2 separate regions of the Mus musculus genome follow, and region 1 is linked to region 2. A link is a loop called in an ENCODE intact Hi-C map of the cell type or tissue named here. Cell type or tissue: left cerebral cortex. All regions are shown on one strand. Each heading gives the region's core, and the rest is flanking DNA. Links, peaks and the distances in the headings are about the cores only. Region 1 overlaps Lyrm7 (LYR motif containing 7). Region 2 overlaps Cdc42se2 (CDC42 small effector 2).

The links. Hi-C counts contacts between places; a loop is a spot of excess contacts. Peaks named below come from ENCODE experiments on the same cell type or tissue, not always from the same donor. Only the 100,000 strongest peaks of a DNase experiment are listed, where the experiment ranks them.
Region 1: a loop joins it to region 2, with 6 times the contacts of the local background. A loop is called at or near these places in 3 of 42 quality-filtered maps.

The regions. Positions count from the first base shown.
Region 1 is chr11:54,829,921-54,841,064 of GRCm38, forward strand. Lyrm7 (LYR motif containing 7) reads right to left here. Exons shown (of 5, transcript NM_029327.5): 5 at 8,430-11,144. Among named protein-coding and RNA genes, the nearest start is that of Lyrm7os, 16 kb to the left of the region's middle. In left cerebral cortex, for the core only: a CTCF peak has its summit at 4,887 (motif pointing right); DNase peaks (open chromatin) are centred at 2,386, 3,510, 4,104 and 6,359; H3K27ac peaks cover 1,546 bases.
Region 2 is chr11:54,720,738-54,731,881 of GRCm38, forward strand. It overlaps Cdc42se2 (CDC42 small effector 2), which reads right to left. Exons shown (of 6, transcript NM_178626.3): 4 at 2,837-2,938. Among named protein-coding and RNA genes, the nearest start is that of Cdc42se2, 61 kb to the right of the region's middle. In left cerebral cortex, for the core only: CTCF peaks have their summits at 5,883 and 6,857; DNase peaks (open chromatin) are centred at 3,818, 4,064, 6,021, 6,229 and 3 more places; H3K27ac peaks cover 3,351 bases.

The sequences.
Region 1 (11,144 bases), core at 1,364-9,363, 110 kb after region 2:
ATCCTGCATACATGGAAGCAAGAACTCCCAGAAGGCATAGTTTTCTTGGGTGAAAAATCCCCGTGCCATAGTGAGCTACCACTCCGTGCCTCTTGGCCAGGGAGCCTCCTAGGGTCCGCAAACTATAGTTTAACATGTGCGCCACAGGGCTCAGTTGGTAAAATGTTTGCCACACAAGCATGAAGATCTAAGTTCAAATCCCTAGTACCCATACAAAAATGGTGTAGCTGTGTGTAACCCCGTGCTGGGGAGTGGGAGTAGGGGTGGTGGGATGGGAGTGGGACAAATGGATCCCTGAACTCATTGGCCATCCAGCCTAGCCAAACTGATGAGCTTCAGATTTAGTGACAGATTGTCTCAAATATATGTAATTGTAGAAGCCAGGCATAGTGGCTCACACCTTTAATCCTCACACTCAGCAGAGGCAGAGGCAGAGGCAGAGGCAGAGGCAGAGGCAGAGGCAGAGGCAGAGGCAGAGGCAGAGGCAGAGGCAGAGGCAGAGGCAGAGGCAGAGGCAGAGGCAGAGGCAGAGGCAGAGGCAGAGGCAGAGGCAGAGGCAGAGGCAGAGGCAGAGGCAGAGAGGCAGAGGCAGAGAGGCAGAGGCAGAGAGGCAGAGGCAGAGAGGCAGAGAGGCAGAGAGGCAGAGGCAGAGAGACAGAGGCAGAGAGGCAGAGGCAGAGGCAGAGGCAGAGGCAGAGGCAGAGGCAGAGAGGCAGAGGCAGAGAGGCAGAGGCAGAGAGGCAGAGGCAGAGGCAGAGAGGCAGAGGCAGAGAGGCAGAGGCAGAGAGGCAGAGGCAGAGAGGCAGAGGCAGAGAGGCAGAGGCAGAGGCAGAGGCAGAGGCAGAGGCAGAGGCAGAGGCAGAGGCAGAGGCAGAGGCAGAGGGGCAGAGGCAGAGGGGCAGAGGCAGAGGCAGAGGCAGAGGCAGAGGCAGAGGCAGAGGCAGGTCTACATAGCGAGTTCCAGGACAGACTGGGCTATTCTAGTAAGACTGTGCATGACTCTAAATAATGAAAATAATAATAGTAATATGAAGAGAAACTGAGGAAACACTTGACATTCGTCTCTACCTCCATAAGCATGCACACCTGCATGTACATGTGAACACATAAACACATATATGTACTGTACTGGCTGGTTTTGTGTATCAAGTTGACACAAGCTAGAGTTATCAAAGAGAAAGGAGCCTCCCTTGAGGAACTTCCTCCATGAGATGCAGCTTTAAGACATTTTCTCAATTAGTGATCAAGGGTGGCAGGGCCCATTGTGGGTGGTGCCATCCCTGGGCTGGTAGTCCTGGGTTCTATAGGAAAGCAAGCCAAGCAAGCCAGGGGAAGCAAGCCAGTAAGCAGCACTCTCCATGGCCTCTGCATCACTTCCTGCCTCCAAACTCCTGCCCTGAGTGAGTTTCTGTCCTGGCTTTCTTTAGTGATAAACAGCAAGGTGGAAGTGTAAGCCGAATAAACCCTTTCCTCCCCAATTTGAGTTTTGGTCATGATGTTTTGTGCAGGAATGCAAACCCTGACTAAGACACGTACCACACATACATACCCACAATCCACTCCACAGGATATAACTCATGTTTGGAATGGTAAACTAGGGCAGAGACCTGAGATTGAGGAGGCCATAGGCCCCATCAAGAAGGATGCTGCTGTGGATACTGGAGCTGTCTCCTGAACATTTAGGTCTACATCCAGAGATTACTGCTAAGTCAGCCTGAGTCTGGAGAGAAGCTTTTTATCTACCGTGGGTGACGGCTTCTTCTGAGACTCAGTCAACCTACTGAGAATAAGAGGCCTAGTGGCCCAAAGCTCAGTCATAAATGGAAGAAAATCAGACACTCTTATCACTCCCTTAAAGCCCCAGGGAACATCGCAGAAGAGGGGCAGATAGCATGTACGAGCAGGGAGGAGGGTTGAAGTGTGGTGTAGGTACTAGCTGCAAGGCTCACAAGATACCCTCTACCCAGCTACATAAACAGTCGATAGGGGACACTGTTCAGTGGACCTGCCTGCACGATCAGGGAGCTATAAAAACTCAGCTCCTAGGAGCTGTCACCCATTCTGGGGTGGGCTTTTTGGTGATGCACTGCCTTTGAGTAACCTTTGCTCTTGTTAAGGAGCCCCTCCCCCACACTCCTGCAATAACCCCAATGAGCCCTCAACTCACCAAAGTAGAGTTCGGTTGAACTGCTTCTTCCCTCTACAGTCAGTGCTCTAAAGGGACACACACACACACACACACACACACACACACACACACAAGTAGTAATGTCCGGCACACAGCGGTCGCTGATCACGACATGACTGTGTTACTGGCTCATATTTTTAGCATGTGATGCTATTTTACTCTGCTGTACCATGTTGGTGATCTGACTGTGTTGTTGGCTCATAATTTCATTATGCTATGCTCTCTTATGATGATGTTATGCTATGTTGGAGTACATCTATTCCTGGGCTAGAGTTGTGGCTCAGTGGCCAAGTGTTTATCTCACAGATAGAGAGCCCTCTTTTACCCATGCAACTGCAAAATAATTAACCAAATGGAAATGCTTGCTGTACAACATACCAGCTCTGGTACCATGCATCTCCTGCTTTCTGTGTCTCTTGCTCACAGTAGGGCCATGTGGGGCTGTGCGACATCACCTATAGTCGTGGAAGTACTCACTTCACTGTTCTCATCCCGGGAAGCTGCCTCGAGGTGGGTTTCTCAGATTTCACTCCTGCCATGAAGTGAGTTGGGATTATGCAGGTTACTGTCAAGATTCTGGTAGTTCCTGTTACTTTTTTTTTTTCAATTTTTTACAAACTTTGTGTGCCTGGATGGTTTGTCTGCATGTGTCCATGTACTGCTTGTGTCTGATGTCTGTAGAGGACAATAGAGAGCATTTTGAATCCCCGAGAATTAAAGTTACAGACAGTTGTGAGTTGCCGTGTGGGTTCTGGGAGAGTGTTTTTAATCAGGGAGCTGTCTTTCCAGCTCCCACCAGTTACCTTTTAAACCATTATTTGCCTGTTCTCAAAAGCTACCCACTTGCCAGGCAGTGGTGGCACACGCCTTTAATCTAAAGGAGGCAGAGGCAGGCGAATTTCTGAGTTCGGGGCCAGCCTGGTCTACAAAGTAAGCTCCAGGACAGCCAGAGCTATACAGAGAAACCCTGTTTCGAAAAACCAAAAAAAAAAAAAAAAAAAAAAAAAAAGTTACCCACCAACCTGACTTCTATAAGTCTATGACTTCTAGATTTTAAAATGTTTTAAGTAGCATGTTTCGAACACCCAAAAATGTAAGTGGAAAGATACAACCAATGTACATTCATTTGTGTCATTGTTTGGTTTGAGACAGGATCTCACATGGCCCAGGCTGGCTTGGATGTAGCTGAGGATGACCTTGAACCCCTGATTGTCCTGCTTCTATATCCTATGTGCTAGGATTTCAGGTGGGTGCCCTCTGTGTCCCTTCACTGATGCGTGTCTGGTGAATCCGATGCCTCTGCCACCTTTACTGGGTGACTTGCATAGAGAGTAAAAGGCTTTCTCCCAGGGCTGTGTACGTATTGGCTGGACAGGCTGTGCTGACTCTGGCTGTAGGCAGAAGCTTTAATGTATCGTGGGTGTAGTTCTGCTCCAATTCCCAGGGGTAATGCTGCATGTGCTGAAGGTCTCTGCTGGGGGTATCAACCAGCTGGGATGCAGCTGTGAGATGGCCCACCAACATCTCTGGGTGTGGTGTGCCTGGATGCAGGTATTCCATGCCCGTCAGTTCCTATGGGCATGTGAGGGTTGCGCTGTCCTGGTGGACCAGAGAGAGTGTGGCACAGCTTTCTCCTTAGTGACCCACTGATGTTGTTTGTGTCTGGAGCCTACACGGGTGACTTTTCAGAGAAGCGAATCCCTGATCTGCTAGAGGAAAGCTGTTCAGCTGCTTCCTGGAGCTGAGGGTGAGTGCGTGGTTGGTGTTTCTCAGACTTTGTAATTAGGCTGAGCTGAGAACAGGCTGTTCAACTGCTTCTTGGGACTGAAGGCAGAGTCATAATGCTGCCTGCCTGTTTTTTCAGGGGGCCTTGGTAAGTCAAGCCAGTTATGGAAGGCCATTGGGCTGCTTCCTGGGTCTGTGGGTGGGTGAGGAGGCCAAACATCTGCTACCTAGGACTTTGGTTGCCCAAGCTGCCAGGCTGTTTCCTAGGCTGTGGGTGGGTAGATGAGGCCAGCCGGCTGTTTTGCAGGGCTGGGTTGTTCCTTTACAACAACGCTTGGAGGTTCCAAAGTAGCAGCAAGCAATAGGAGCCTACGTGCTAGAAAGCAAAGTAGGTTGTGCTCTCCAGACAATGCAGACGCCTGGAAACCAGGAACTTGGAGTTTCTAACCATTGCAGACTGAGCAACGAATGTTACCTCAGGGATGGGTGGGAACTGTTGGAGCCTCCTGCTTATCTGTCCCTCTTCCACACCTCAGGCAAGATCTCTTAGCCCAGGCTCATGCTCTCTAATGAGGATGACTGTATAAACTCCTGATCCTTCCTGCTCCTGTTTCTTAGTGCTGGGGGTAAAGGTGTGTAACACCACGCCTGCTATATGAAGTGCTGGGAATCAAGCCTAGGGCCCTGTGCATGCTAGGCAAGAATTCTACCAACTCAGCTATAGCTCCAGCCCCTGCTTACCTCACTTTAGGGAGTGAAATCCCTCTTACTCCAGGGGTGACCTTAAAAGACTGTGTGGTAAGTGCTGAATGCTTGGCTTCATTCTTTATAACTTCAGTACACATCTCTACACTCTGCAAAGACCAGCCTCTAGTCTTCCAGTGAAACAGTTGGTTTTCTTCATTGTGGTCTTCTGTTGAGGGACATAGTTCAGACACCTCTAGTAGGCATCATGTTCCCATCCTCCAGTAGGGGGCGCTGGTCAGACTAGTCTCTTTCTTGGGTTTTATAGGCTTCTTGGTTTCTGGGAGTAGAGTGGGGAAACAGGCACATGAGATTTGAGATTAAGAAAATCTGCATCAAGGACTGGAAACATCACAAACTACAATGTTGCCTGTTCTTAGTCTATGACTCTGTGCTCTTTATAAGCGCTTATCAACAACTGGTCTAAGCCATAAACCAATTAGAAGCCAGGGAAACACATCTTCCTCGTTGGTTTAACTGTCAGCATTTTGTCCTGTGGTGATGATACAGGCCTTTAATTCCGACACTGGGGAGGCTGAGGCAGATAGATCTCTGTGAGTTCAAGGCCAGCCTGTCTACAGAGTGAGTTCCCAGACAGCCAGGGTTACATAGAGAAATTTTGTCTTGAAAAACCAAAAACCAAGCCAAAAAAACAAAACAAAACAAAACAAACCAAAAAAAAAAAAAAACAAAAACCCAACCAATCATCATCATCATCAACAACAAAACAACAACAACAACAACAAACCTCACCATTTCCCCTCTGGGGATGTTGAGAAAACTCTGCCTGGTAGGTTATCGCCAGGAAAATAGTCTCTTGAGTTAAGTAGGAAGTGAGGCTGCATGTGTGTTCCTAATAGATGTTTTTCTCCTTCTCTAATTCATCTTCAAGACTAGCTTTGAACTTTTGAACCTCTGAGCTTGTTTCTGCAGCGCTAGAGATGGAACTCGGGCTTCATGCACGCTAGGCAAGTGTCTGTCACGTGAGAGGCATCTCTGGCTCATTCTCTTCGCTTTTGTAGAGAGCTAGGTGCAGTGGGGTTGTATTAAAATAATTCCAACTAGGGCTGCTGATAGGGCTCAGAGGGTAAAGATGCTTGCTGCCAAGTCTGACAGCCTGAGTTTAATGTTTGGGACCCGCGTGATGAAAGGAGAGCACCAACTCCTGGAAGTTGTCCTTTGACCTTCACATGTGTCATGTAATGTGACCATCTCCTCCCCAAAAACTAATTTTTTAAAAATTTAAAATAATTCTAACTAGCATAGCATCAGTTTTGTTCTGTTCTGTTCTAAGTGCTTGGGGGTAAGGACTCATGCTTCTATGCACATTAGGCAAGATAACCAGAAGTCCCCAGGGGGACCACACTCATGCTTTCCTCAAACACACCGTTTTCAGTGGCATAACCATGCCTAGAGTCCTGTCTCCTGTTCACCCTTTAGTGGACTTCTTTTTTTTTTTTCCATGTAAGTCAAACTAGAAAAACATTAGCTGAACGAATGACTGGAAGGAGCTTTAATTCACACGGCTCTCGGCTTGTACCCAGCTTCTTGCCTCACAGACTCCATGCTCCTCAGAGAAACACTCAGGCGCCTCTGGCATCTGAGGCAGTGATGGCCTCAGAGGTGCGGCGCAGAGGCCTGCAGGAGCCTTCTCTCCTCAGCTGCAGGGAGTGTTGGCTCGAGGCTCACTGGCATGGCTCGAGGCTCACTGGCATGGCTCGAGGCTCACTGGCATGGCTCTTTGCTCAGAGATTCTGCTTCTCTCCTAGCAGGCCAGGCCTTGGTGCCAGGACACGGAGTCCCAACCTCCTGCTTTAGTGTGACCAGATTCTGAAGGTCATTTCAGCCCCAGGCTCTGCTACATCTTGTCCTCTTCACTTTCCAAGAGTTCTCTAATTTAAACCTCCCACGAGCATCTTTGTCCCTGGGAACCCCAGCTAAAACATTAGTCTTTTCACTTTCCTGGTTTTTGTTTTTTGTTTTTGAATCTATGTAAGCTGTGTGTGGCTGGAAGCTCACGCTCCCACGGAGTACCCCTCCATCACCAGCAAGAGCTGATTTTCCCCCGAAGCAGGCACAAGGTGCACACCTGTAATCCCAGCCCCGGGTGGGAAGGTGAAGGCAGAAGGATCAGAAGTTTTAGGTCAGCCTTGGAATATAGTTTGAGATTAATCGAAGCTATATGAGACCCCATCTCAAAATTATTATTAAACCTCGATTCATATTCTTTAAAACAGAGTTAGGTCTAGAGTTATTTTATACTTAGCTTTTGTCTTTACCTGTGTGTATATGTGTAGTCACACACATGTGAATACAGGTTCCTGGAGAGTGGAGGGGAGGGTGTCACACCCCTTGGAGCCAGTCACTATGATCTGGGTTTGGGGACCTGCAGAACTTGAGTTCTGCTGCTTGCCAGAGAAGTACATATTTTAACCTCTCAGGCCCATTTTATATTTTGTTTTGTTTGAGATGGAGGTCTCTCTACATAGCTCTGGCTGTCCTAGAACTCACTATGTAGACCAGGTTACCTCTGCCTCCTGGGTGCTGATATTAAAACATGTACATGATCATGGCCAGCCCCAGTTAATATTTCTTTAAGCCGCACTTATATTTCTTTAAGATAGTAAGACTGGGGGCTGGAGAGTTGAGAACACTGTTCCCTCTTCCAGAGGACCTGACTTCAGCTCCAAGCACCCAATTCAGTCTGGTTATGATCATACATAACTCTTAGTTCCAGGAGATCTGACACCTCTAGCCTCCACAGGCTTCTGCACTCACATGCACAAATCCACATGCACGCACGCACGCACACGTGCGTGCGCACACACAATGAATTTTAAAAAGACTATAAAAGATAGAACCACATCACATTGTGTATTACATCTTATAAACAATTTAAAAATATTTTTATTTTTTATTTTATGTGCATTGGTGTTTTGCCTCCATGTATGTCTGTGTGAGGGTGTCGGGTCACTGGGAACTAGAGTTACAGTTGCCAGCTGCCATGTAGGTGCAGGAATTGAACCTGGGTCCTCTGGGAGAACAGCCAGTGCTCTTAATCGCTGAGCCATCTCTCCAGCCCCCTAGACAATACTCTAATAAACTCATCATTTGTTGAACAGGGTCTCACACATCAGTCTAGCCTCAATCCTGCTATGAAGCTCAGATTGACCTTGAACTTCTGATCTTCAAGCTGCTACCCCCACCCCCAAGTTCGGGGAATTACTTGGGTTAGGCAGTGCTGGGGATAGAACTCAGGGCTTCATACACACTAAGCAAGCATTCAGCTAACAGAACCACACCCACATCCCTAGCGTTCTTTTTTACATTAACAGAGCAGCATGGGAATCTCCAGGTATCCTTGGGATACCTGACAAAGACAGGCACAGTCTGTGTGGACATTGCCGCCCATACTCCACAGACTCCGCACAGAATTATCAATCCTCACTCATTCTGTTTCATCTGGTTTTCTTGGAGATTGAACCTCAGGCCTTGTACATACTGGACAAATTTCATACCACTGAGCTATAGCCTCAGGCCTTCACAATTCCAACTCAAGGTACACATATAATGCAGGTCAATGAGACCGTTTAGTAGAAAAAAAGGTGCTTGCTGCCACAACCCAAGTTCAAGTCCCAGAGAATCAACTCCCCAAATTATTCTCTGACTTCCATGTATGTCATAGCATGTAAATGTATGCAATCACAGGTGCACACCCAAGTGCACGAACACACACACACACACACACAGGTTACAATTTGACTCTCAAATGTCTCCCACAGTTTTGTTTTTTGTTTTTATTTCCCCCAGCTCATAGGGCTATTTTGAAGCATGTGGAACCTTTAGGAGGTGGAACCTGATTGGCACAAGTAGGTCACTAGAAACAGTCATTTTAACATTATGCCTGCCCACCCACTCCCTGCCAGGCTTAGTTAGCCAAGTGTTTCCTGTCTGCCACCATGTTTTGTTAAGGTGTCGCCTTAAGGTATTGGAATGAAATCATGCTGTAACACAAACCCGTAAGTTATTCTTCACCTGTTTTATCACAGCAGTGCAAAAACAACCATCACAATAAAACTTGAATCTGTCCTGAGCCAATAGGATGATGGATAATTTAGGGATTTGATAAAATAAGGAAAAAAATATATAATGTGTTCCAGACTAGCCAAGGCTACACAGTGAGACCCTGTCTCAGAAAAGTCATATCCTTGCCAATACTTGATATTGTCAACCATCCAGATTTCGGCCATTCTAATAGACACATAACTATGTCACTATGATTTTAATTCCTAGTGCCTGTTAATGTACTAGCAACTTCTCACACTATATCTGTCATTTGCATATCTTTAAAAATTTGTAGCCAGGTATGGTGGTGCACGCCTTTAATCCCAGCACTCAGGAGACAGAGGCAGGCGGATTTCTGAGTTCGAGACCAGCCTGGTGTACAAAGTGAGTTCCAGGACAGCCAGGGCTGCACAGACAAACCCTGTCTCAAAAAAAAAAAAAAAAAAAAAATGTGGCTGGAGAGATGGCTCAGCAGTTGAGAGCACTTAGTGCTTTTGCCAAGACCCTTAGTGACATTTCTGGCACCCACATGTTGGCTGACAACCATCTGTAATACAACAGAGATGCAAGTGGCACACAAAAACGCATGAAGGCAAAACACTCATACAAATAAATATAAGATCTAAAAGAGAAAACTTAAGCTAGGTCGTGGTGGCGCATGCCTTTAATCCCAGCACTTGGGAGGCAGAGGCAGGCAGAGATCTCTGTAAGTTTGAGGTCACCCTGGTCTGCAGAGTGAGGTTCAGGACAGAAAAAGCTACACAAAGAAACCCTGTTTCAAAAGACCAAAAAATAAAAAATTCAAAACTGTGATTGTGTGTGCATGAAGCACGAACTTGCAGAATTTGGTTCTCTCGTTCCATCCTGTGGGTTCCAAAACTGGCAACCCTGACAGCTTCCATGTATCTTTTTTGATGAAGCATCTGTTCAAATATTACTTTTAAAGTTGGGTTGAGGGACTGGAGAGATGGCTGAGTGGTTAAGAAACACTGTTCCAGATGACCGAGGTTCAATTTCCAGCACCCATACGGCGGCTCACAACCCTTTGTAAGAGAGGAGTTCTAAGGTATCCGACAACCTTTATGGGGTCTCTGTGGGCACCAGGCATGCAAGTAGTAAGCTGACACACAAAGCAGCAAGGCACCAATAAACAGGAAATCACTTCTCTGTAGTTGAGTTGCTTGTTTTACGATTCCTTTATTATGCATCTGTGTGTCACTGTTGGTTTGAGTCTATACATGTAAATGCAGTGCCCTTAGAGGCCAGTAGAGTGCACAGGATCCCCTGGAAATGGAGTGACAGCTTCGAGTTACCTGAAAGGGTGCTGGGAACTGAACTCAGGTCCTAGCAGCAGGAGTTCTTAACCTCTGAGCCATCTCAGCCCCTGCTTGCTTTCGAATATTTGAAGTCCTTTATATAGTCTGATAACTCTTTTTTCATACCTGGTAACATATGTTTTATAGAATCATCATATATATGACAGATATTTCATCTATAATTGTTCACTAATCGTTATGTAAATGTTTTTAACTTTGATAAAATCCAATTGTTATTATTACTATTATTTATTTGGAACACTAGAGATCAAATTATGTAAAGCACTGGGGAGGCAGAGGCAAGTGGATCTTAGAGTTCAAGGCTAGGACTGCACAGGGAGACCCTATCTCAAAAGAGAGGTGGGGAGGGGGGAGGGAGGGAGAAAGGGAGAGAGAGAGAGAGAGATCTATAGCATTTCACAGCAGTCTACAAAGACCACAAGCCATCTGACAGAGGGCCACTACAGTGACCCAGAGTGACTTTGATATTTCATCTATCTAATGTCTTTACATGGGGCTAGAGAGATGGCTCAGTGCTTTGGAGCACTGGCTGTTCTTCTAGGAAACTCATGACCATCTATAACTCCAGTCCCAGGGGATCCAATTCCCTCTCCTGACCTCTGCAGGCACGGCACTGCATACACACCTGGTGCATAGACATTTAAGCAGGCAAAACACCCATACATACAAAACAAAAAGGGGAACGTTGTCTTTGTAAGAATGCAGAGAAATACACTACATAATTATTTGTTAGCCGCAAAAATAACCACGGGACTTTGGGAAACAATGGCTGCTTTTAGACGAGAGCTGGAAGAAAAATGTTAATTTTTTACCAACTTAATATTTTGGGGATTAAACATCAATTTAATGTAGCATTTTATATTTAGCTATGTATGTCCCATGAGATGAAAAGTCACCAATTTGGTAAGGTGCTTCATTGGCAAACAGCTTTGGAAGACCAAAAGACCTACCAAAGGGAAAGAGAGGAGCGTCCTGCCTCCCCAGGCCTTCAGTTGCCCATGTCAGTGAAAGGCATGTCTATCTCCTCTGTAGCCCTCAGCCTGTCGCTCATTTGCAACGTGCGCTTCAGAGAGAAACATGTGCAT
Region 2 (11,144 bases), core at 1,156-9,155:
ACAGACACAGGATAAGCCATGTTCACTTTTTAGTCCTGTCAACAAGAACTACCGCCTCAGCCTGTCAGGCCCTGCTCTGTGGTAAGACCAGAGTCTTGTGATAGACTGCAAGGTGATGGAGCAAATGCACACAGCTTCTTCAGTTTATCACCATCACTCCAACCCAGGTCCTGTAAATTAGAAACACGCTGGAAGTAGAGAGTAAGTCAGGCCACACTGCTGGAAGGAGGAACCCGCGCAGGAAGTCTGGGGGTGATGCTCATGAGTCTGTAGTCTGGGGACCCAGGCAGGATCACTTCCCAGAGCTGAGACCTGAGGGGAAGACTTGATGCTTGAACCATGTTCATAAATCTATTTCCTGAATGCTGCTGACATTTACTGGGACTTAAAGGAAGCACAGGACCTCTTTTCTAGTGATGCTAAGTCACTATTTTGACATGGATCAGTGGGCGTCCTATGATGTCCAGTGTTTTTATGTAGAACGTTTAGTCAGATAAACTATTTCCTTAGGCACCTAGTATTTCACCTAGTCAATCTGTTGCTAGAATTTCCAACCCTAATACACCCAATCCAGTTATAATTATAAGCTATTTGCCTAGAATGGGCAGATCTCACACTATACTAACTTATACCCCAGCTATAAGACCCCTTGCTACTTTGCCGGCCTCGAAGACCTGGTCCATCATGGCTTCTCCTCTTCCTCCACCTCTTCTCGATCTTTCCTATTCTCCTCTTCCTCTCTACCTGCCCCAACTCTCGAACCTCCAGACACATCTTTTCCCTCCCCGGCCCAGTCGCAGAGGCTTGCCGAAGTTATTTCTGGACTAACAGGTTTAAATACGCTAGAGGAGAACACATGGGTGGCTAAGCTCTTTCAGCTCCTGACAGCTTAAGGACTCTGCCTTACAGGACCCACTGCCCTTCCTCAGAGACACTTGACTTCTGTGAAGCCTCTCGCCCCAATGGTACTGCACACACTACAACTGAACCTGAACTCACAACTGATGGCTGTAAGAATGTACAGCTCGTCTTTAAGCCCTGGGGCATGATCACTTCCACAACACTTTGTGATGCAGTGTGGCCTCAGCTCAGATATCATCAGTCTTTATCAGTCTATACCCAACACAGTCTCTGCAGACATTCCAGGACCACCTGGTCAAGACTTTTAGACTCATGAAGCCACACAAGTCACAAGTCTAAGAAAGAGGTGTGTGCCTCCTCAATAAACAAACAAACAAATAAATAAATAAAATCAATCCTGCAGTGTTAACCTGAAGAGTCAGGAAGTGACTGATCGGTGTGAGCAAGCACATGACTGCAGTGTACAGGGTTTGAAAACTACTAAAGGCTCACAGAGCTCCTGCTGGCAAGAAGCGGGCATTAAAAAGTAAGCTTGCAGGCGTGGCAGTCTACACCTGGAAACAACAGCAACCAGTGGCACCCAACCCATCAAAAATCAGTCCGTGAAGTAGCCCTAGGACGAGCCCTGTGTTCAGAGGTGGTGAGTGATGCAGTGCAGGCCAGGCGGGCACCTTCACACACGATCCTGTTCCCAATGACAGTTGCTCCAGTCTCAGGACAGAGATGGGTGGGGACACCTCCTTGGACAAATAGCATTTCTATTCATGGTTTTGTCTTGTCATCACTGTTCTTACACAGGAAAACACAATTTCTCTCTCAGTCATGTTTATGCAAATGGGAACTATCAGCAGTAATTCCCAAAACCTCCCTGACCGATCTCACTGTCAGCAAGAACTCAGCACTGAGGGAGGAATGCTGTAGCATGCTCATCCAATGAAATCGCTACCCGACAGGACATATTGGTTCTGAAGAATGATGTCGGTCCCAGAGAAGACTCCAGTGGTCTGCAGGGCAAAGCCTGATGCTGTCAGCGCAGGAGCCTCCCTCCGCCTCAGCTACAGTAGGCAGCAGGCCTCATGAAGCTTACTATTGGTAAGATGCAGGCACAGATTTTAAAGAAAATCCTGAACTGTACACAAACAATACTGACAATGTGTCCAAGTACTATGAGCTAGATTAAATCTTAACAGGTGGCTAGGTGATGTCCCAGCATCCACCAGCCTGAGGCAGCAGCTCAAGTTCAACACCAGCTCAGCCTCCACCTTTAGACTAAATCTGGCCTCTGCACACATGTGACCTATGCACATAAATAAAAACTAAACCTTAAAGTACATGAAAAGCAGTTCACAACAAGAGGGTAAGTATTAATATGTATTTATGTATTTATTTATGCATTTATTTATTTTGAGGCAGGGTCTCTAGCCTTGGCTGTATTAGAATTCTCTATGTAGACCAGCCTGGCCTCGAACTCAGAGATCTTCTTCCTGTCTCAACCTTCTGAGTGCTGGAATTAAAAGCACACACCACCATGCCTGACATAAATATTAAATTAAAAACTGACCTTTGAGACCCCATGGTGGTCGCATAAGAATCAATCATTAACACATTCCAAATCTAATCTAAGCCACGAGTGTGGCTGTTCCTGTATGAAGCGGTCTTCCCTTACATATACATCACATCTTCCCTTGAACATTAAGTCATCTGTATTGTACATAGCAGTACATTTAAAAGAATTTCAGTAATGTACAAATAACAATATTGCTCAGGGAGTGCGTATGCAGACACAGTATTTCTTTCCAAATATTTTTAACCCATGACTGGCACAATCTAGTTGCAGAATTCACTTGACATGTTGTTATTAAAAGGGACCCACACAACAAGTCTAAGAAGTCATTTTGAAGGTATGAGTCTATCATGCAGGTCCCTCTGGGCCTTGTCTCACAGTCCCATGTGCGTGTCCCACGATCAAACTTACTGAGTTCATCCCACTAAATAGGTCTCCGGATCCTACGTGAGCTGTGTGCACAAAGTTGGTTGGCTCTCCGATCATACTTCGGTCAATCCGTCGTCGCCTCTTCTAAAATATGAGAAATAATGTGTTGAGAAAATGGCCTTATCCTCCCACACTGGTCTGAAACCCCAATTCTCATGCTTTTCATTTCTCTTTGAAACAATGAAACATCAAAACTCTAGAGGATGAGCAGTCAAGACTGCTCAGCCCACGAGAAAGCCTACCGTGCACATCCCAAAACCCAGCTTCCACCCATGGAATCCTGAAGGTTGCCCTTTGACACCCTCCCTCCCCCCATGATGCTGTAAAGTGTGCAGCCACACAACCAGAGTTTTACCTGAAGGGGCATCTGGAAGTTTTTAGAATAAAACAATAAGTAATAAGCTAGCTGGCCACACAGGCCTGTATCTCCCCCAAGGCCCCCCAAGGCTGGGACAAAAAGGACCTTGGGTTTGAAGCCAGCCAGGCTACATTATGGATACCTTTCCAAGAAACAAAACTAAGGAAACAATACTTTAAAAAAAAAAAAAAAAAAAAAAAGGCAATCTCATGTAGCCCAGGCGGGCCTTGAACTCCTGACCATCCTGCTGTTTCCCAAATGTTGAGAACAAAAGCACTCACTGCCATGACAACATAAAATAATAGATGTCTGAAGAACTAGTTAATCTGACTAAAACATTATACATAAAAACACTGAACTTTATATAATGCCAGTGATACATATTTTTATGACAAAAATAACTTAAAAATAAGACAAATATAAAATTACCCTCATCATTAGCCAAGAATATGTGGGATTTGACCTCAATGCTCTTGATTTTAAGCACAACTTTCTAGCTCTTGATAACAAGTTGATTATATTCTGATGTCATTTACTTGGGTTGTCTCCAACTGCCCTCTCCACAGTGGAATGAATCTGTCATTCAGCTGGCCTGGGGGAGGGGTGGGACTTAGCTCTGGTCTGTTCACTGCACTGACTGATGCCCTGTCTAAACCCAACTAGGCTGGGGCTTGCTTCCTAAGTTTTGACAGACATGTTTTAGTTTTGTGATAGGGTTGCATCAATACAGCTCAGGCTCACCTAGACCTCACCGTCCTGCCTCAGTTCCTGAGTGCTGAGATTACAGGTGTGGTCACTATGCTCGAATAGAGCGCTAGCCAGTTTCCCAGTGAGCAGCCAAGCAGGCACGCTGGCTTCCCACCAGCACACCCACCTCCTGCCTCATGACTGCCCCTGCCCTGCTCATCTGAGGTTTGCACAGATCCTTCAGACACAAGAGCAGCCACCAGTGTAGCTGGGTCACTGTCCTCACAGCAGGCTTCCCTGTGAGAGCACACAGCTCTTAAGTTTGCAGGGAACTATGAACTGTAGGAACAGAACCTCAGGACACAACACCCAGGTCCATAAAACTGCAATGTTGCTGCTATTCTAGTAAGTCCTAAATCTGACAGTGCTCAGGGCAGTTTGTCTGTCAGAACATGGCTCTCTATAAACACAGAGAAGTGGAGAGTTCGAATGTACAAGCCAGAAACCAACTTACCATCTTTTTATTTTTTATTGTTGCCAAATAAAACCCCAGAAGAGCTGGGAGGGTTTATTCCTGCTAACTCTGCATGGTAACACAGTGCCTCTTAACCATGTGTTCCTAGAGCTTCTGCACATGTGTTTTTGCTCGCTCTGTGTATGTGTATGTGTGTGTGTGTGAGAGAGAGAGAGGAAGAGAGAGAGAGAGAGAGAGAGAGAGAGAGAGAGAGAGAGAGAGAGAGAGAGAGAATATATCCCCACATAAAACAAACCTTCAAACTTAAAGTGCACCTCTGCACAGCAAGTGCTCAAGGCCACCTGACCTACAAGCTGCAATTCTAGATCAGAGTTTCTTTAGTAGCAGCAGCAACAAGAGTAATAATAATTATCACTATTATTAGGAGGCCTGCGCCTGAGCACACATGTGGAGGTCAGAGGATGATTCGTGGAATCTATTCTCTCCTTCCACCTGTCTATGGGTTCTGAGGACTGATACCAGGTCACTGGGCCAGCGTGGCACATACCTTTACACACCACACCATCTATCTCCCTGGCCCTTATGATGGTTTTACAAGAACTCACTCTTAGATGTTACTGACCTGCTAAGCCTCTGTGAGCACTTGCAATGCTAGCCTCTAACACGGTTGAGTCAACACTTTCACCTGTGGAGACAGGTCTCATTCTATAGGGCTGGCTGTACTGAAACTCCCTATGTATGTATGTATGTATGTATGTATGTATGTATGTATGTATGTATTAGCCTCAAACTCAAGAGATCCTCCTGCCTCAGCCTTCCAAATGCTGGGAATAAACGTATGAGCTATCTTACCCAGGTCATTTGTGCTTTATTTCTCTAAAGTTAATCTCCAGGCCTTTAGTAAGGGTGTCCTAGAGCCCCACTCATTTTTAATCAAGAAGGTCTCAGAAAGCCAAGAGAAGGTTCAGACCCTTCTAGCTTTGCTCACCCAGATTCAGGGTATGTTGCCCCCACTACACTCCTCTTACTTCCCCCCCCCCCCCCCCACTGTTCCTGTGTGGAGCAGTAAGTCATAATTCTGCAGAAGAGCCTTAAGAAGCAAAGCCAAAACGGATGTGGCAGTAGTCTCCTCTTCTTTTTGCTAAAAACCATTAGAGTGACCCTCGGAAGCCAGTCATCCTAGTTCACCCACCCGTATGTACTCCAAAGCATGATCAATTTCCAGTATCCCAAGTGAGACAGCTTAGTAGACCTTCTGGAGGGTAGAGACAGAGACTTCATCACAAGGAGAAAAGGACAGCAGCTGTACACCTGGGGCAAAGGATCTGCAGGACAGGGGCCATCTCCCAACGTCTCACAGGAACCTGACTTGCAAGAGCAACTGCCTCTGCTGTACACTCAGCCTGCTGGAGGGCCTCTCTAGGCAGACCTGGCATACTGGAGTCACACCTTCCAGGCATCCTGGTTTCTATAATCCTGGCCCTGAAGACTGAAGAGCCACCATGCCCCCTGTGGTGCTAGGAAGAAATCACACATGGCCCACACCCCTACACTAAGTGACTTACTTGAATTTCTGGGTGAGGCTCGGAGAACAGCTGCCACAGTAAGCTACTGAGGGAGAGTGTGCAAACACATTCCCAGGGACACGCTCACACATAAAGGCAAAGGTGGGAAGCCTCCAGCTCACTGTTTTCACAAAGACACATGTCCTTGTTAAGATAAGGTCTTAAGATGAGATGGTGGAGGAAGGAAGAGATGAAAACAGAAAGGAAGGGGGTGGGGATCAAGCACTTGAGCCCACACCAGTCAACACAGTGAGCACACCCATCCTCCTAAAAGTCCCTTCCCCATCCCTTCTCCACGTAGGCACTGATCTACTGCCCACATGTCTGTCAGCATTTTCCTGAAGCTCATTTAAATGGATCCTCCAGCATGTGCTTTCCTTCACTTGTGCAGTTATTCTGAGGGTGGTAACTGTTGCTACCTATACCAGGAGTCACTCCTTGTTAATCACAGAACTCTGAGACAGGTTAAACTATAGCGAACCAAAATCAATCTGAATTCCTTGCTATCATCTCTTCTCAGTCAGCTGAGTTTCCCTAAGGGACATAAACACACTTTGATAGCATGCAGAGCACATGTGGGCAAGGCTCACAAGGTGGCAAGACCTTCTGTGTCAACTCCCAATCACTAGATACTGACACTCCAACTATGATGTAGTGATGCAGAAATTCCATAGAAAGAAACGTTTGCCAAACCACCTCTCCTCTAGCACAACTGTTCACATTTGTGCCTCTAATCCCTGACCTTATACAGAATGAAAAGCATCTGAAGCATGACTAGGAGTATTTGCATGGCCGGCAGCTAATGAAGAGTCCTGTAAGAGTGAAGTGTTCCAGGAAACACAGTGACTCTACCCAAGTCCACACAGCAGGGCTGTGAGCGCCCTCTCAAGCTTCCTGTTTTGCTTTGCCGAGGCCCAACTGTGGAATTCCCCTGGCTGCTGACAACTGCATCTGTGTTTGTCTTGAAATTTTAATACCATGTACTTGAAAAAGTGTGCTGTTCAAAACAAAAAATCCACCTTATGCTTGAAAAATATGGTGTGCTTAGTGGTTGGTGGCTGACTGGGGGTAGTGGAATCATGCCAAGTACCCATGGCTGGCATGGAATTTGCAATCCTCCTGCCTCAGCCTCCTCAGTACACCTGCCTTTGTAGTTAGACATTTATACTTAGTCCTGGGTGCCGTGGGCTCCACCCTCCCTCACATCTCAAGAGCTGTAGAGCAGAGAAAATCTTCCCAGCTGTCAGGATGTCCCTGATCACTTTAATTGGATGCTTTCTGACTAACAGTGAACATGACGGACTCTCCTCTCCTAAATACTGAAAACATCCAATCTGTCCTTTCTCCTGTGAAGAAGAGAGCTATGGAGTCTTGTCATAAATATTTTATTTAGTTAACTATGCAAACCAGTTAGTAACTATACAAACCAGGCTGGCTTTGACCCTGGGCCCCTTCCAACTCCTATCTTACCTACTAGAAGCAGGAGAATGTTCTTACTTTGTGTTAGCATTACACGCTGTGAATGCATGTATGCACAAATGTGTGCACACGGTACGCAGAGGACAGAGGATGAGAGCCCTTGCAACTGAGGTCTCAGGTCATTGTGAACCACCTAGCTTGGGTAGAACTGAAATCAAGTCCTGTGGAAGAATGGCCAGTAAGTACTCTTAGCCAAATCAATGTGTTGTTAATTCTGGGTAATTAATCTCTAAAGTGTCCTTAGTTACAGAAAATGTGCATTTCATTCTAAACTTTTACATCAGACTGTTACTGGTTTAAAAGGAGCGAAATGCAAGTTTCTGAGGTACTTGTATATCAGTCATGTGAGAGACAGAACCCGACCACAATAACCTCAAGCAAAGGCCTGAGCCTCCATTCTTGCAGGTTCATAAAACCCAAGGGGGAAAAAAATAAGCCCATGCTATTGGTGTCAGAGAAGCAACTTCACTTTGGCCCTTTAAGAATTCATGACCAAGAAAGGCATTGACTTTCAGGCTACCACACAACAGGACCTGAAACTGCACACTGTATTTTCTAAATAAACAACAATCTCCCAGATGAGGTCAGATGACTTACAACAATAGGGTCTTTTAGGCAATGTTTTAGAACTCATAAAAGCTGCCAGTTAATGGGAACTTTTCATACGGCCTGCAGACAGGACTGGGTAATCCAGTGTGAGGCACTGGGTAGGTACAGGAAAATAAAGCTAGAGCTTTTTAAGTTATTTGAAACAGCAGTTGTTTTTCTTCTTAATTCATCAAAAGGCGTTTCTGACTTTCTTCCCAGGGTTTTGTTTGTGGCAATGGACAGTACGGTGAAGGAGCGCACAGCTGTAATAGCACTGTTTGCCTGGGAGCTGAAGCAGGAAGGTTCCAGGACAGTCTAAGCTCCACCCTTCCTCAAAGGTAACCCTGTTTCTGAGCTGGGCACTCGAGTCTACAGCATGAAACACATCTATCTGGGACTAAAAAGTCTCTGAGACATGGGAGGAAAACACAATAAATACTACTTTTATTTTTCATTATTCTTAAAGATTTTAGTCCTTCAAATACTTGATATACAGGGTGCTATGAGGCTATAAGGTGTGTTGTTTCTACAAAAGTTATTAAAAACAATAAACAGAAAATATTGAGTTATATTAGTACTTAACCTAAATCTACCAATGAAAGATGCATAGCAGAGCTTCCTAGGATGCATTCCTCCTGCAGACATGTGCCTTTCAAAATGCCAGAATGCCTAAGTGTGGTGGTTTGGATAAGAATGGCACCAAGAGACTCACGTGTGAACACTTCGTCATCAGGGTGTGGCAGTACTTGAGAAGGATTAGGAAGTGTGATCTTGTTAGGTCTTGTTGGAGGAAGTGTGCCATGGGGGAGCCACTGAGATTCTGAGATTTCGAAAGCCCATGCTAAACCCAGTTCTCCTGTCCCCTCACCCCTCATCTCTCTCTGATTTTTCCTTTGCCTACAGATCAGGATGTGACCCTCAGCTACTGCTCCACTGTCATGCTCCCTGCCATGATGAGAATGGATTAAGTCTGAGAGGGTAAGCCAACCCCAGCTAAACGCTGTTCTTTATAAAAGTTTCCTAGGTCACACTGTCTCTTCACAGCAACACATCAGTGACAAAGACGCTGACCTCATGCTGCAAATGCCCATGGGCCAAAAAATGAGGAATGAAATTGGGGAATTTTATTTCAAGAAACTTTTAATTTGTGTATCACCCTGATTCATAACCTAACAGTCAAATGAACCCAGTATCATGCACATTAAAATCAGACAGCACAAGAATAAAATTCAACATAAGATGCTAATTTTGATTCAGTAAGAGCCTGAGTCAGAGGAGAAAGTAGAGAAAAAGGAAGGAATTAGGACACAAACACAAGCCCCAACCCCACCCCAGAGCTTTTCAGTTAGAAATGTCAGTCAGCTGACTGAGAGCTTGCCTAGCATGCACAGAGCCCAGGGTTGGATCCCCAAGCACCACATAAAACCAGGGTTGGGGGCCTGTCAAACACAGAAGTGGATGCTCACAGTCAGCTATTGGATGGATCACAGGGCCCCCAATGGAGGAGCTAGAGAAAGTACCCAAGGAGCTAAAGGGGTCTGCAACCCTATAGGTGGTACAACAATATGAACTAACCAGTACCCCCAGAGCTCGTGTCTCTAGCTGCATATGTATCAGAAGATGGCCTAGTCGGCCATCATTGGGAAGAGAGGCCCCTTGGTCTTGCAAACTTTATATGCCTCAGTACAGGGGAACGCCAGGGCCAAGAAGTGTGTGTGTGAGGGGGGGGGGGGGCTGGGGGACTTTTGGTATAGCATTTGAAATGTAAATGAAGAAAATACCTAATTAAAAAATAAAAACAAAACAAAAAAACAAACCAGGGTTGGTGGTACACAGCTGTAACCCTAACACTCTTGGGAAGGTGAAAGTGGGATCAGAAGAAGTCATAGGAAGTCTGAGGCCAGCCAGGGATACACAAGACTCTGTAGGTAGATGATAGATAGATAGATATATAGATAGATAGACAGACAGATAGATAGACAGACAGATGTTCAGACAGATTAGATGAGAGAGAGAGCACAAGCTTGCTCAAAACTAGTCTGCACATTTATCCAATTTCATGAATCTCTAAACTCAACACAGATCTAACTGAAATCTCAACAGGTCTTTCAGAAAACCTGACAAACTTTGAAATTTGTATGGAAGATTCCACTAAGACTGGCCAAAACATAAAATAAAAACTAAACGACAGATCTGCCTTTCCAGACACCATGACAATATAAAACAGTAAAATAGAGACCATGATATCAGCATAATGCTGAGCTCAGGAAAGGCAGGATGAAGAGACTCGGAGTGTGGCTCACACATGATGTGTGGACACTCGTTTTAGAGGCTAAGCTAGAAAGACACTTATGAAGCATGTTACAACACACTCTCATAGATCTCTTACCAGGGACAAAGGACTACTGGCGCAATGAGTGGTGGGGCAAAAAGTCACCACATAGAAAAATAAGCACAATTAGATTCTTTCTTCCAAAGCCAACTCCAAGCCCAGCATGGTGGTGCACACCTGAAACCTCTACACTCAAAAGGCTGCGACAAGAGAAACGTGTGAGTTCAAGTTCAGCCTGGGCCACACAAGCAAGACTTTTGTCTCAAAAAACAAACAAAACAACATACATTAATTCACTACAGGCTTTTATTATATATGGCAACTGATTCTACTTTTACAAGAAAGTCTAGGTAAGTGTCTTTATAACTCAAAACGTTTTTAAACAAGACACTCAACATAAAAACCTGTGCCTATAACCCTACAGTTGGGGAGGCAAAGACAGGAGGCTGTTTGGTGCTCGTTAGCCAGCTAATATTGCTGAGTCAGAGAGCTAAGGTCAGTGAGGAAGAGGACGGCACTGTCGTTAGTCTCTGGCTTTCCCGAGCGTGTACACAGACCTGCATGGATCCTATGTGTACACACAACCAATAGTTTGCATTCAGATATTACGAATATGCCCATGACTATGGAATACAGAAAATCACACTGATCAATAAACATCAAGAGATGCTAAGCTCTGTGCTGCATATGCAGCTCAGGGGGCAGAGCACTTGCCTAGCATGCACAAATGAAACCCGAGACTAAGTGTGCCTGTGACCCATAATCCAAGCATTTGGAAGGTGGAGGAAAGATCAAAAACACAAGGT